Linked DNA regions of Homo sapiens: all the other regions are linked to region 1. Evidence: chromatin contacts called from ENCODE Hi-C or POLR2A ChIA-PET data. All regions are on one chromosome and are shown on one strand. The core of a region is the stretch at or near the end of the contact, and the rest is flanking DNA. Distances in the headings are between cores, read along the strand shown.

Evidence for each region. A loop is a pair of places that touch in the nucleus more often than their neighbours do. ChIA-PET counts read pairs that join two places held with the same protein, here RNA polymerase II (POLR2A). Pooled maps may share reads with other maps.
Region 2: a map of B cell shows a loop between it and region 1 (10-fold over the local background). The contact joins the promoter of RNF111 here to the promoter of ANXA2 in region 1. A Hi-C loop is called at or near these places in 2 of 168 maps with a recorded cell type or tissue (B cell and naive thymus-derived CD4-positive, alpha-beta T cell) and 10 of 50 pooled maps.
Region 3: a map of B cell shows a loop between it and region 1 (7-fold over the local background). The contact joins the promoter of MINDY2 here to the promoter of ANXA2 in region 1. A Hi-C loop is called at or near these places in 1 of 168 maps with a recorded cell type or tissue (B cell) and 7 of 50 pooled maps. POLR2A ChIA-PET finds 5 or more read pairs at or near these places in 2 of 52 experiments (HepG2 and OCI-LY7).
Region 4: a loop to region 1 is called in a map with no recorded cell type, with 8 times the contacts of the local background. The contact joins the enhancer-like site here to the promoter of ANXA2 in region 1. A Hi-C loop is called at or near these places in 1 of 37 single-sample maps with no recorded cell type and 2 of 50 pooled maps. POLR2A ChIA-PET finds 5 or more read pairs at or near these places in 1 of 52 experiments (activated B cell).

The regions. Positions count from the first base shown.
Region 1 is chr15:60,396,183-60,399,596 of GRCh38, reverse strand. It overlaps ANXA2 (annexin A2), which reads left to right and starts at 1,611. Exons shown (of 13, transcript NM_004039.3): 1 at 1,611-1,654. RefSeq lists silencers at 879-1,188, 1,309-1,848, 1,919-2,058 and enhancers at 2,219-2,408, 2,429-2,478, 2,539-2,588, 2,082-2,673, 2,674-3,265.
Region 2 is chr15:58,985,951-58,989,422 of GRCh38, reverse strand. It overlaps RNF111 (ring finger protein 111), which reads right to left and starts at 1,760. Exons shown (of 14, transcript NM_017610.8): 1 at 1,355-1,760. RefSeq lists a silencer at 877-1,041.
Region 3 is chr15:58,769,911-58,773,449 of GRCh38, reverse strand. It overlaps MINDY2 (MINDY lysine 48 deubiquitinase 2), which reads right to left and starts at 2,148. Exons shown (of 9, transcript NM_001040450.3): 1 at 1,215-2,148. The coding sequence starts at 2,054. MINDY2-DT (MINDY2 divergent transcript) reads left to right here and starts at 2,476. Exons shown (of 2, transcript NR_135474.1): 1 at 2,476-3,063. RefSeq lists a silencer at 2,194-2,473 and an enhancer at 2,286-3,211.
Region 4 is chr15:59,299,030-59,302,626 of GRCh38, reverse strand. All of the region lies in intron 1 of MYO1E (myosin IE), which reads left to right. Among named protein-coding and RNA genes, the nearest start is that of MYO1E, 72 kb to the left of the region's middle. Within about 2 kb of position 2,091, at least 33 of the 41 ENCODE cell types and tissues checked have a DNase peak (open chromatin) inside an H3K27ac peak, as active enhancers do.

The sequences.
Region 1 (3,414 bases), core at 362-2,861:
ACTGAATGTCTGTTGGCCTTGCTATCATTCTCTGATTCCCAGGAGTGAATTGACGCTCAAATGGAAAGTAAAAATGGATGTTAAGATAAATGGGAGATTGAAACACAGAATCATCAAAACCAGGAAAAAGAGCTGCAGGAAGTAGTGTGCAAGGAGGGGTTTAAAAAACGCAGCCAGAGATCCTCGGGATTCTCAGCGTCGCTTTCCTGTTAGTTTGAGGTTCGAATACAGTATTTGCGTCGTCTCACATACAACAAATAGGTGTCTGCCTGCACGTTGCCAACGTGACTCTTGGAAGAAAAGCGAGAAGCAGCAAAACCGAGCAAGGGAGTTGGCTAAACGGCTGCAAGAAACACACACACACACACACACACACACACACACACGGAAGAAAAGCGAGAAACAGCAAAACCGAGCAAGAGAGTTGGCTAAACGGCTGCAAGAAACACACACACACACACACACACACGGAAGAAAAGTGAGAAACAGCAAAACCGAGCAAGGGAGTTGGCTAACTGGCTGCAAGAAACTCTCTATCTCACTCTCTCTCTCTCTCTCTGTGCTGCAAGAAACTCTCTCTCTCTCTCTCTCTCTCTCTCTCTCGGAAGAAAAGCGAGTAACAGCAACACCGAGCAAGGGAGTTGGCTAAACGGCTGCAAGAAACACACACACACACACACACACACCACACACGCACACACACACCCCAGCAGTCATGAAAGAAGGAGAGGAAAGTTCTTTGTTGAAACTCCGGGTTCGAAACACACACACACACACACACACACACACACACACACACACACACACACACACGAAACTCCGGGTTCAAAGCTATGGGCCCCACCCCGCTCAGGACTGCCTGCTACGAGGCCGCGCAGAGATGCCCCAGGCGCGGAGAGAAGCGGAGCACAGCCGTGCTAGGGACAGGGGCGCCACCCTGGGCGGGACTGAGGTGGGATCCTGGCTCCCGGCTTTGGCCTCCCAGCCCAGGCTCGGGGCTTCCTGGCCCTCGGAGGCCGGGGCGGGCCAGGCTTTGCAGCACAGGGCGAATCTCCCTCCCTCCCCGGGCGCCCCCCGGGAACTGGCGGCCAGAGGTTAAGCTGACATGTTTGCAGACGGTAATGGGGCGCTGGATGCCAACAGCCCCAGCTCAGGGGAGTCCAGATTTATGTTTCTTGGAACAATTCTTTCCTCCATTGCATTAACGCCAAAAAAAAAAAAAAAAAAAAAAAAACACTTAATCAAGCCCAGAGTCTACTACTAAAGTCTTGTTAATTTATTAACCCAAGCCGAGGCTGAGAGCTCGACGTGGCACTTAAGAAGTAAAATGAGGAAAGGAGGAAGAAACGGGGTCCCTGTGGGCCTCGGGGCAGCCTCGGCCGGGCTTTCTCGGAGGGCAGGGCCAGGGGCGCTGGGGCCGCTCCCGCGTGGCGCGGCTCGGGAGCGTTCCAGGGCGCGGTCCCTGCGGGCCGGCGGGCCGGGGTGAGTCACCCCTGACTTGGGGTGGGAGCGGGCCGTGTAAGGGGGAGGCGGGGCGGGGCGGGGCGGGCCTCGCCTCGCCTAGGGAGGATGTGGCGGGTATAAAAGCCCCACCCAGGCCAGCCGGCTCTGCTCAGCATTTGGGGACGCTCTCAGCTCTCGGCGCACGGCCCAGGTAAGCGGGGCGCGCCCTGCCCGCCCGCGATGGGCCGCCAGCTAGCGGGGTGTGGAGACGCTGGGAAGAAGGGTACGGCCTGGCAGGGAGGCCCCGGCAACTGGCCCCGGAGGCCGTCGGGGGCAGGGGGCTGAAGGGACGGCCGGCACTGGAGAGTCTTTGGGGAGGGGGCTCAGGGACAAGGTGTTTGGGGCAGGGGTGAGGGGCCACCGGCCCTCGGGCCGGGAGGGTGCAGGGCAGAGGTGGTGGGGGGTCGGGCTTCTCTAAGAAGCCCTAGCGGGAGCGGGGCGAGGCGGCGTGGGGAGAGGGGCGGAGGGAGGCCCCGCATTCCAGACGCGCCAGGCGCCGCCGAGGCAGGGCGTGGCCGCCCAGGGAGCCGCAGGTCCCCGGCGCAGCAGTAGCAAGTGGGCTTTCCACTGCCCTCTAGAAAGTGCCCCCCATCTGCTCTAAGTTACTGTACTCGAAACAAACGCGCGCTTGTGGAGTTGAACCGACCAGCAGGAGGGAAGTAGCGGGGGAAGACGAGAGGGGGGAGTGTGAGTAGGCACCCCTCAGCCCCCCATAAAAGAAGACATTAAAACGTCAGTTATTCCCCTTGCTCTAGGTTATCTTGTAGCATAGCAACTTCGGATTTCACTCTACCCGGAGAGTTTCCCGCTTGGTTGAACACATTGGCCTCAGGAAGGTAGTGTCCCCCATGATTCTGTGGGGAGGGTTGTCCTGTTACTCGCCATGATGTGACAATGAGTCAGGAACTGAGAGTAGAGAGAAGGGCGTGGCCCCGGGGCCTCTCCCTTCTGGCCGCTCTGTGCAGCTGGCCCCACTGCTGGTGTGGAGGGCTTGGGTTCCATCAGCCGGCTGTTGAGAAGAAGGAGGGGAACACAGATAAGTTTCCTCATCTGGGAAGGTGGCTTAAGGATGCCTATTCTTACCACCACCCAGAGTTATTGGAGATTTCAAAAAACACAGTCATTAGGTAATAAATGTGTAAAGTACACAAAAAACAAAGTGCTGTGCAAATGCAAAGTGTCATTTTTGTAGTAAGATTGCCGTTTTAAAGCTGTGGGTGTTCTGAGTGCGTGTGTAAAAGAGCAGTGGCCTCATGGGTGCACGCTGGGCCATTACCAAGAACCTTAAGTTGTTGGTGTGCAAAGGCCTGGGCCCCAGACTGTACTGATGGATTCTGTTCACACGTGTGTGCTACTGTGCCTGTCTGGAACTTGGTGACTTGGAATGCAGAATGCACTTTCCCACTGAAACAGTGTTGCAGAAGGTGCTGACGTTCCCAGGCTAGCCCTGAAAGACCTTTTTAACATGCACTGCCTGATTATGGGATTGGTGGTGGGGAGGTGGAGGGTAGTGAGGGGCAATGTGTGTGTAGGAAGACTAAATCACTGAAATATTTTTCTGGAACTTTTTTTAGCTTTAAGGTTGACACTGAGTAAATTATTTTAATTGGAAAATTATGTCTTTGCCCCTGTTCCACTTTCTTTTTTCCACCTTCCACCTCCTTAGAGACGCTCTTCTGGCTCTTCCGTGACGCATTACAACAGCCATCCAGGCCGGTCCAGTTACGCTGCATTCCTTCCTCCTTCCCATTTCGGCGGACCTGCATCCAGCTAGAGACTAGCAGATTGAATCGATATTCATTAAGTTAGGAATGGTTGGTGGTCCTAAGAGCCTCAGCAACCGAGAGGAGTCTTGTTATTTAAAAAACAACGATACTGGGCGTGGTCGTGGGCCTGTAGTCCCAGCTGCTC
Region 2 (3,472 bases), core at 511-3,010, 1.4 Mb after region 1:
CTGTTGTGAATCTTTGGTCACAAACAAATGAGCAGGAGAGAGATGATAAAGTCATTTGTCCAAGGTTAAATGGCAAGAAAGTGTCCAAAATAAGATAAATCAAGGCTTTAGAAACAATCAATTTAAAATGATTGTAAAAGTAAAAGGGCTTCCTTCTTATCCATCTGTTTCACCTCACAAATATAACCAGACTAGGGTGAAACAATGTGGCTTATACTGACATGAAGATTTTTACAAAAATACATATAGTAATAAACTATCAAAAGATGTATCTTTACTGTAATAAAGCTAAGTCCAGCGTTACAGAAGTTGTGTATGGTAATCTCAAAATCACATTCAAGCATTTACAACCATCACACACACACACAACAAAAATGGGAAAGGAAATGGAACCTTAGCTTATGTTTTTCCCAGTTTGTTCTTTTTAGTTCAAGAGGCCCCTAAAACAAGAAAATTATAGATAAAATACCAAATGAAATAAAGTTTAGATTAAGTCACATTCAAAAGCTACAGGAAATCCTACAAAACGTAGTCTATGTCAGCTGGCATCTTACCATTCAAGAGAATTCTAAATTAATGCCGCACATAAATCAAGAAACAGGAAAGCTTACAACAACACAATGGAGTCACCCCACAACACACACACGAACAAATTAAATGAATACCTCATACTTTCTGGTATTTTTTGAATAATCAAAACTTAGGTTGAGAAATACCCATCTGTAAAGATCTATCTACTATAACCTATTTAAGAACTGTTGTAACAAATCTATTTCTGCTGCACTGAACAGATATTCCCACTATAGCACTGACACTGACTCTGATAAATTATCGAAGGACAATAGTAAAAACATCAGTTTCTTTTTAAATGACCAACAAGCCAACTCCATACAAAATCTGACGCGTCTGTATTTCAGCTGTTCCGCGGACTACGTTTCCTTGATCACAGCAGCAGCAGGCGACTCCCTAGCCGTCAGGGCTGACTTAGCGCCCTCCAACTCCCCGGGTCCGGGTTACCTTCATCACTCCATTGTCAAATCGCACTCCCACGCCTCGGTCCTCAGCCCCCATCCTGAGACTCTAGGGAGAGTCGGAAGTGGGAGAGAAATCCCCTCACCCACACTCCCTCACTGTAGGCTGTGGGTGTGTCGGTAGACGAATGCCTTGCCCAAACACAAATCGTCTGCGGAGACCCAGACCCTAAGTCACCACCGAGCCAGAGATAACCGGCCGGTCACCGACCCCAGCCTTCCGCGGCCGCAGCCCTTCCTCTTTCTCCCCTCCAGGCCGGCCCCTCCCCCGTTGCGCGCACGCGCGGCCTCCAATGGATCCCCTCCCCCCCCGTTCCCCTCACCTTAATCATTAGCCACCCTCTTCTCTTCCAGGGTCCGGGAATCACTGACCCAGGAAGGAAGACAGAAATGTAAGGCGTAAAGAGTAATGCGTCGAGAGCCAGCGATCTGCGCCTCAGACGTCGGCCTAATAGGCCCCTAGAGTCAAGAACAGTGTCTGTCACCGCCACCAAAACTGTACGTGCGGCAGCGCCTGGACTCGGCCCAGCTAAGCCGGCGTGGGTTCAGAATGCCTAATTTGGTCCCACAAGAACTCCTTCTCTGAAGCTGCGGGCGTTTCTACGCTGCGCAAACCGAACACCTCCTCGCCGTCGCCGCCACTGCCGCTGCTCCCCTACAGCCGCCGCCGCCGCTTCGCCGCCGCCGCCGCCTAACCAATTCCTCCCCTACCGAGGAGAGCACGACACTAGGGCTCTTTACGACAGTTCGGAAAGTGAGAGCGCAGTAGCCTTCACGCCTCCATTAACATCTGTTTGTTTCTGCGCTTGCTCGATTCCCGTTTCTCACCGTCCCGCCCCCTCGGTCCCGGCCCTCCCCCTTTGTACTGGTTTTATCAGTCTGTTGGCGAACTGAAAGGTGTCACAAAGCTCATTATTTAATTTTCTTTGGTGATTATGCGTTCAACATTTAAGCCAAATCTTGACTACATCTTGGTTCATTTTTTCGTAACTAAAAATTAACCAACTACAGAATTGATACATTTACAGATATACGTAAACAAAAACATCATGGGTTAGTGTCTTTCACAACAAATGATACCCATATCATATGCGCTAATGACATAAAGATCACGGCACCTCACTGTTAAAGTGAATTTGCTTCCGGAATCAGATCAAAAGTGGTCACATATCTCCTGCGAACTCGGGCTGTACAATCGCATAAGCCTCCTTGTTTATTTTATAAAAGTCAGTAGATAACAAATGCGTCATTATATGCATTAGGAGGATAGAGAGAGGATGAGCTTCAGAGTCCATCAGGCAGACTTCCTTTCAAAGTCCAGTGGTGCCACTTAAGAGTTCTCTGATTGATGAGATCCTTATAAATCTTAGTTTCCTCCTCTATAAATTGGGATAACGTATTTACCTCAAAAGGTTCTTGTTAGATTAAATGAGACAATTTATATAATGCTCTGAACATTACTTGCCAATTAAGTGTTCACTAAACATTAATTCCCTCCCTTTGCCATCAACTCATCTTTTTCAATACTTTTTTTGTTCACTCATATTTTCCGTATCATTCAGTAAGCAAATGATTTTGGCCGGGCACGGTGGCTCACGCCTGTAATCCCAGCACTTTGGGAGGCCTAGGCGGGTGGACTACCTGAGATCAGGAGTTCAAGACCAGCCTGGCCAACATGGTGAAACTCCTTCTCCACTAAAAATACAAAAACTAGCTGGGCGTGGTGGCGGACGCCTGTAATCCCAGCTACTCGGCAGGCTGAGGCAGGAGAATCGCTTGAGCCAGGGTGGCCGAGGTTGCAGTGAGCCATGATCAAGCCATTGCACCCCAGCCCGGGTGACAGGGAGACTCCGTCTCCAAGAAAAAAAAAAAAAAGGCTGGGCGCGGTGGCTCACGCCTGTAATCCCAGCACTTTTGGAGGCCAAGGCGGGCGGATCATGAGGTCAGGAGATGGAGACCATCCTGGCTAACACGGTGAAACGCTGTCTCTACTAAAAATACAAAAAATTAGCCGGGCGTAGTGGCGGGCGCCTGTAACCCCAGCTACTCGGGAGGCTGACACAGGAGAATTGCTAGGACCCGGGAGGCAGAGGTTGTAGTGAGTGCGAGATTGTGCCACTGCACTCCAGCCTGGGCGACAGAGTGAGATTCCGTCTCAAAACAAACAAACAAACAAACAAACAAAACACACACACACACACACACACAAATGATTTTAAAATTACAATAATGATCAAGGATAGCAGATTGTGTGGGAAAACTAAAAGAGCATTCGACTAGGATTTTCCTCAATCCTCCTATTTTCTCACTCTTAAACATAGAATTTTGCCCGGACTATCTTATCTTCTCCCTTGATTTTAACTGTTACTATCTCATGACTTCTCAAACCTGTATTTCCAGCTCTAACCTTTTTTCTGAAGCTTTTGACCTGTGTTCTTCAA
Region 3 (3,539 bases), core at 899-3,398, 1.6 Mb after region 1:
GTGCCATTATGCACCAGACAATGGCAAGGTTTCTAATTTTATTTCTTTTCTATCAGTCCTTGCTAGCGACAGGAAGATAAAGGCATGTTTGATAAACACTATTCCCTTTACTTGATTTTCTACCTAAGTGTTTAGAAGAATCCAGGTTATTTTTCTTTTTCTTTTAATATAGGGTCTCACTGTATTGCCCAGGCTGGTCTCAAACTTCTGGGCTCAAGCGATTGTCTTGTGTCAGCCTCCAGAGTAGCTGAGCTTACGGAGTAGCTGGGATTACAGGCGCACACCACCACACCCAGTTTGTTTTGTTTTTTTTTCCTAGGAAACATTGCATCTACAGATATAATTATCAATTTGAAAATAAAATAGGTGCTGTGAGATGCATCTTCTCAGCACCCTAACACTGCAAGCTTAAATGAGACACTTCATTTGACAGGTAACTCGCTCTGAGTCCTCAACATACCTATTTTTAAGGGTCTTTCCCTTTTTTGCTCCTTCACCTTAGACATACCTTTTCTTATTTTAGTTCTTTAGAGTTTTAGCTCCCTTAACACATTCGGATGCATGGTTACTGGTAATAATGCCAAACCATTTAAGGAGAGCCAAAGAAATGAGGCAAGTAAAAATCATGCATAAAATGAAAACAATCTTTGAAAACCAAGAAGTTACGGTAATTGGGTCTCAGACCAATGCTTTTCCTTAAATGGAATTTGTCTAAAGAGCCACATCTTCCCCATCACCATTCTCTTAAGTATCTACACACAAATGGGGCATTAGTTGGAAATCAAACTAAATATAACCATGAAAACTTAGTCCATGATATCACGGATTGATGGTAACTTCTGAAGATTACTTTCTCCAATTCTTCACTTTTTTGCATATGTGATAAGGTCAGTAAGAAAATGTAGGAAATTATAGTTTAAAATAATCATAAGATTTAAGATGCTCTAAGTCCTTCTTGTTTCTAAGTGTATCAACCACAATTGAATGTTGAACTCTTAAACACTACAAGAGAAGACTGAGGTTAGGGGCAATTCTTTTCGATATATGTATAAAGGAATATTCCTTCAACATGGAAGTCTTGGAATGAATTTCATGTAAGAAGGGGACTGATGAATGAGGAAAGAAAGGAAGCCATCACCTGACATGCAGCAGCTCCCTCACCCCGTTTTCCTCCACCCCAAAAGCTGTAGGAAGTAGAAAGCTGCAGAATGTACCTTCCAGGCCAGGAGCAAAACATTGAGGATGGCCAGCAAGGGGCAGGGTCCGTTCTCATTCTGGGTGATGATGGGTGTGTTCTCTTCCTTCCACTGGATCCACTTGATGTGATACACAGATTGTCCCGGGAAGCGTTCCTTGGAGGCCGCCAGCACCTGAGCGGTCTCCTCCCCCTCCTCCTCCTTGCACAGAGGAACAGCCCCGGGCAACACCGCCGCGCCCTCCTCCTCCTCAGGGACCCTGTTCTCCGCTCCCTCCTCACTATTGAACTCGCAGCTACTGGGAAAAGAATGCAGGTTAGAGAACGACTCCAGAGAGTCCAGGCTCGGAGATTCCCCAGGAGGGCTCGGGTCGCTGCAACTGCTGCTGAGGCCGCCGGCGCTGCTGGGCTCTTCGGAGCCGGCGGCGGTCAGTTCTGCTTGGCAGGTGCCGGCGAGATCCGGGCGGGCTCCCGCGTCTCCGGCGGTACCCAACTCATGACCCACTCCGGCCACGGCTGTCTCCGGGGAGGCGGTCACCTTGTACTGCCCTCTCAGAGGCGCCTCGGCGGCAGCAGGACTCTCCAAACCACTGTCCTTCAAGTCCAAACCCGCGGAGGAGCTGCAGGGTCCGGGAACCTCAGGAGAGCCCGCGGGAGAAGCCGAGTCCGGGAGGCTCCTCCTGGCGGCCGCCGCCCCCAGCCCATTCCCGCCGCTGGTCTCCGCCGCCCATACCCCAGGACCATCACCAGCGGCGAGCCTGGTCTCCTGTAGCCCTTCCTGCGAAGAACCTGTCCCTGACGCTGGCCCGGCCGCCACCCCGTGTTCTAGCGGCTGCAGGCTCTCGGGGCTGCTCTCCATACCGGGCCGCCCGCCCCCAGCTCTATGGAGACCGCGGCCACTTCTCCGCAGCCAGCGCCTTGGACGCCATGACAGCTGTATTGGCAGCAACAGCGCCCTGGCGCGGCCTCGGTCAGGCACGTCACCGGGGAGAGTACTAAGAACGCGCGCGGGCGCGCGCTACCGCTCTGTCCGTGCGCTCTGAGCTTGCCTCCGCCTGACTGCGCGCTGAGAGGCGAAGGCGAACCACTCAGCAGCCGCCCACGTGGCCCAGCCCTTTCCGTGCGTCCGACCGAGCTCGCTCTCGGAAGGCCGGGCGTGGAGGGCGTGGCTAGGAGGGCGCGGCCGGGGGGCGCGCCCCCGCGGCTCAGCTCCAGTAGGAAAACATCCTCTCACTATGTGGCCGGAAGTTGAACTCCCGGGCAGCTCCCTTGTGTGCGGCTTCTTTAAAGGGAAGGCAGGAGGCGGACAGCTTGGCTGTGACCCTTTAGCGCTGGGTCGCGTGTGGCCCACCCTCGGCCTGAGGCATTGTTGGGTGGTTGGAGGTGGTTGTAGTATTTGGAAAAGAACTTGTCCCTGAAGGGCTCAGGGGACTTGGTTTCTCAGCTCCTAATATGGAAAATTAAGGCATTTCTTACGAGATGCAGATTTTAAAGCAGGCATATCTACTCGACGGCTTTGGATTACTGCACTGCACAAATTCCAGTCTCTGTCGGTTTTGGCTGAGAAGAGCTGTGCTTCTCACCAGCTACTGGTGAGACATTCGCCCTACAGGAAAGGGTCGGTATGATTGTGGACATTGACATGCGTAGCAAAAGAAAGTGGCTAATTTGCGCCAATAATAATAAATTAGCTTGTATTTGAATTAGCCAAGTCTTTGCGGTTTTGCTAACTTGGCTTCACTTTGCATGGAGTGGGAAGCGCCTGCTTCTGAAAAGGTGACTTTTTTCCTAATTAGAATGGACTCCTCTTAAGGCCATGCAGTTTTCAAAGAAGAAAGACAAGCTGGACGTTTTGTTAGTAACAAAATGTATGTGGGTCCTATTCTAACTTGTTACAGAAAAGGGCTTTTTCCCCCATCTTTTTTCTTTCAACATTTTCTAGGCTGTTGGGGATAAAAAATTAACGAGACAGGTCTTCCTTCGCAGACATATAAATACCTGATACATAATTAGAATGTGATATTTTTGCACCTCTGTTGGTTAGAGAAGGCAGACAAGATTGCAAAGTAGTATTTCATTCATTCCTTTAATACATTTTAGTACCAAGTAAGTTGCTGGATGCTGTCTGTCACTGGAGATGCCATAGTGGATCACGGAGCTTATATCTTCATGGAGCTTACTGTCTTTTTTTTTCTTATTGCTATTTTTTAATACATACTTATATGTTTTTTTGTTTTTGTTTTTGCTTTTGTTTTTTTTTTTTTTTGAAACGGAGTCTCTCTCTGTCGCCCAGGCTGGAGTGCAGTGGCACGATCTTGGCTCACTGCAACCTCCGCCTCCCGGG
Region 4 (3,597 bases), core at 842-3,341, 1.1 Mb after region 1:
GCAGCGCCTAGTCAAAAAATCAGTTGTGTTATGTCTAATTAAGGTCAAGACGACATGTGAAATCCAATAATACAGATGAGTCCTAGACACAGAACTTTTCCTCCTGGCCTCATGAGTTAGATTGTGGCACCCTTGTCATGGATGAGGAAAGTGAGACTAAGCGGCCTTAAGTGACTGCAGTGGTCACCCAGCTAAGGTGTTCTGACTTCTAAATACTGGCCTTGTCTACCCAGCACACTGCCCCGCGTCTCACCTTGTCAGCATTCTTTTGCAGTATGTTGCCATTTCAAGATGGCATGTTAATGTCTGTGATCATATAGAAGGTCTATTTTGGGGTGCCTTTTTTCTCAAGACATTTAGGACAGTGCCTTCGTTAATTGGACATGTCCCTAAATCTTACTTGAGTCACAAACTGATCCCCTCATTGGCACGCTGGTTTCTGTTAGCCTCAAGGTGTACTCTTTTCTAACTTTTCCTGCCTTTTTTTCTCCCCACATCTGATGCTCATGGTGCCTGGGACTTTCCTGAGAATTGGCCAGACCCCATGTTCTTATTACCTCCAACAGAGGCTTTAGTTCTGCCAGGCAGGGGACGAACCTACCTTTACGTAGGTGTTCTGTTTGCATTAGTTTGAAAATGGGTTTGAGGGCAGGGGAAGGTAAGTTATTTGAGTGCATAGCAATTAGGATGAGGGTATGTATTAGGAAAAACGAATCAGTAGTATCACAGATGATCTCTTGATGTTATCAAAATAACTCATTGATATGACATCTTCAGGTTAGCTTTCCCGTTCTCTATCTTGGAAGTCAACCCTGTGAGGTTGGAAACAAAAGAGTTAAAGAGAATCCCCTGGGCCACCCAGCCAGTAGTAAGTCGCAGAAGAGGAATTTGGAGTCCGCTCTTCAGGCTCCAGCAGGCTCCAGTGCTAAGCCTCTTCTCTCTGCCAGGTCATGGCAGAATATGGACTTAGCCACAATAAAGCTGCCTCAAGGACCGAGGAGAGTGGTTGTTACTGACTGACTTTATTCCTCTCAGCATCCAAGAAGATCTCTTCAATTAAACATTATAGCCTTCGGGCATTAGCCCAGGAGACACAGTTGAGGGTCCTAGGTGCTTTCACTTAAGGCAGGGCTGTTGAGTCGGTGAGGGGATGAGGGCATCTCAAAAGAAGGCTGGCTTTCAGGATTGCACAGAGATGTTCCTGCTCCCAGCAGACTGGGGTAAAATTTCCTGGGAATGAGGGCATTTCTGAGGAAAAGAGAAGGGAAATTTTGTTGACTACAAGTTGCTATAGTATAAATGGGAGAATTAATCTATTTTTAAATGCTCAGATGTAAAGATACATTCTTATTGTTGAATCCATATTTTCCTCAAAAGAGAGTGGAGACATTAATTAGGAAGACATTTTTAATACATCTTGAGGATTCAGAGGCTGCCACTGATAAAATTTAAAAAGGAAAACAAATGTGCCAGGTGCGGTGGCTCACACCTAGCACTTTAGGAGGTCGAGGCAGACGTATCACCTGAAGTCAGGATTTCAAGACCAGCCTGGCCAACATGGTGAAGCACCATGTCTACTAAAAGTACAAAAATTAGCCAGGTATGGTGGCATGTGCCTGTAATCCCAGCTACTCCAGAGGCTGAGGCAGGAGAATCTCTTGAACATGGGAGGCAGAGGTTGCAATGAGCTGGCATGGTGCCAGTGCACTCTAGCCTGGGCAACAGAGCAATACTCTGTCTCAAAAAAAAAAAAAAAAAAAGAAAAAAAAGGAAAAAAAGAAAGATATACAATAAGCTCCCTCCTCCAAGAGTTTGTTATGATTGTGATTTTATCGTTTGGCTAGCTTCTTAGAGCTAGCCTGTGAGACCTTCAAGAAAGCCTGTCAGGATTTTTCATAATCATAGCTCCAACAAAAGAGGGGCAGTTTGGGAATTTCTTTTTTAATGGGAACCCCGGAAGATTTATAGCTAGAAGGCGATCACAGGTTTCTAGATCAGTGCACCAGCGTTCAGCTTCCTTTTACAACATGTGGCCCACTTCCAGGTTTCAAAAAGTGTGACCGCATCATGGGTAGACTCACTTCCTCTTGTGCTTAGGTCTGAGAATGAGCGGGCAGAGTGGGGAAATAGCAGTGGGTGGGGAGGGTGGTGTCTGAAGATGTTTGTGGGAGTGTCCAGTGGTTCTAAGCCTCTAGAAGTATCTTTGCCAATAAAGACTCAGAAATGGGAATGGGGGTGTGTGTGCACACCAGAAATGGCCGTGTGTGTGTGCCTGTGTGCACCAGAAATGACCGTGCGTGTGTGTGTGTGTCTGTGTGTGTGTGTGTGTGCGCGTGCTGGGCAGGCAGAGCCATGGGAACAGGAAAACCCAGCACCCCCTTCAGCCTTTTCCTAGGGACTGGCATTCATTGCCAGGCATGCTGGTTGGGAAGAACTGCCCAAGATTTTCATCTAGAAGAGATTCAAGAGGACCCAAAGCCCAGGCTCTTAGGATTTCACCAGATGATAAATTATAAAGTAGCTGACTGGTTTGTGGTGAACAGTTGCTCAAATGCCCTTTTAGCTTCTCAGTGGTGACAAAGTATATCTCACGGAGATCTTACATTACATTAAAGATTTAGGGGTTCCAGTTAGGATATTTAAAACCTTTGCCAGATAGGAGATGGTATCACATACCTCACACCAAATTTGTGCGTCTCACAGCTGGGCATTGAGATTTTTAAAATAGCAACTTCTGAGTGGAAAATTGTTAGGGAAAATCTAATCAACTTAATTTAAATGGCATAAATGATGATTAGAGCTAATTATCGTCAGAATTTGGGCTGGTGTTTCTAAAATGAAACTACAGAGTTTCTTTAAATGGGGTCATCAGGTTAGGATTCAGTTGTCAAGAAAGATCAATGATTTGTGTGAACTCACAGTCTTCTCAGCTTACCTGGTAGCCAGGGGTAATATTTCACACTTCGGAGTGAATTGCATTTATATTCTTTTTCTTCATAGCTCACTCAGGATTTTTAGAAGATGAAAGAATTGAATCTTATGGCAACAAAGCCCATTTCTTCACAGTGGAACTATAAATGCAGACTTAAGTAATTAATTTGTAAACCTTTGTATCTTTTTAAAACATCATCCTATCCCCAAGGCCTAACATAAGTTTTGTTGACTAGGTGAAATGATTGAATCAGTGAATGATTGAATAAATGAAAAATATAGGATGCAGTTCAGGAAAGAAAACCACAAGAGTGCGGCGGCTATTTAAAAAATGCCATCCCTGTAATTACTGTTATTGCCAATTCCTGTTTGTGTTTATGAAGCCTGAGGAATTTTGGAGGGCACTACCAGTAATTTGTATCTCATTACTCAAGCTAAGGGAGGGATAAATGAATCCTAAATGTAAACCTTTTACCGTCAAAATGGAAAACCTGTGTTTTTCCAGTGATGTGTCAGCAGTAGCTATTAATATTAAAATCACGAACCTACACACATACCTTTAAGAAATGGACTCCAGGCTTGTAAAACATGTGGCCGTAATATTGGCAGAGCAAGAATCTTTGGCCTCTGAATAAGCTCACTGGCCTTCATGTCTGTGATAATTTG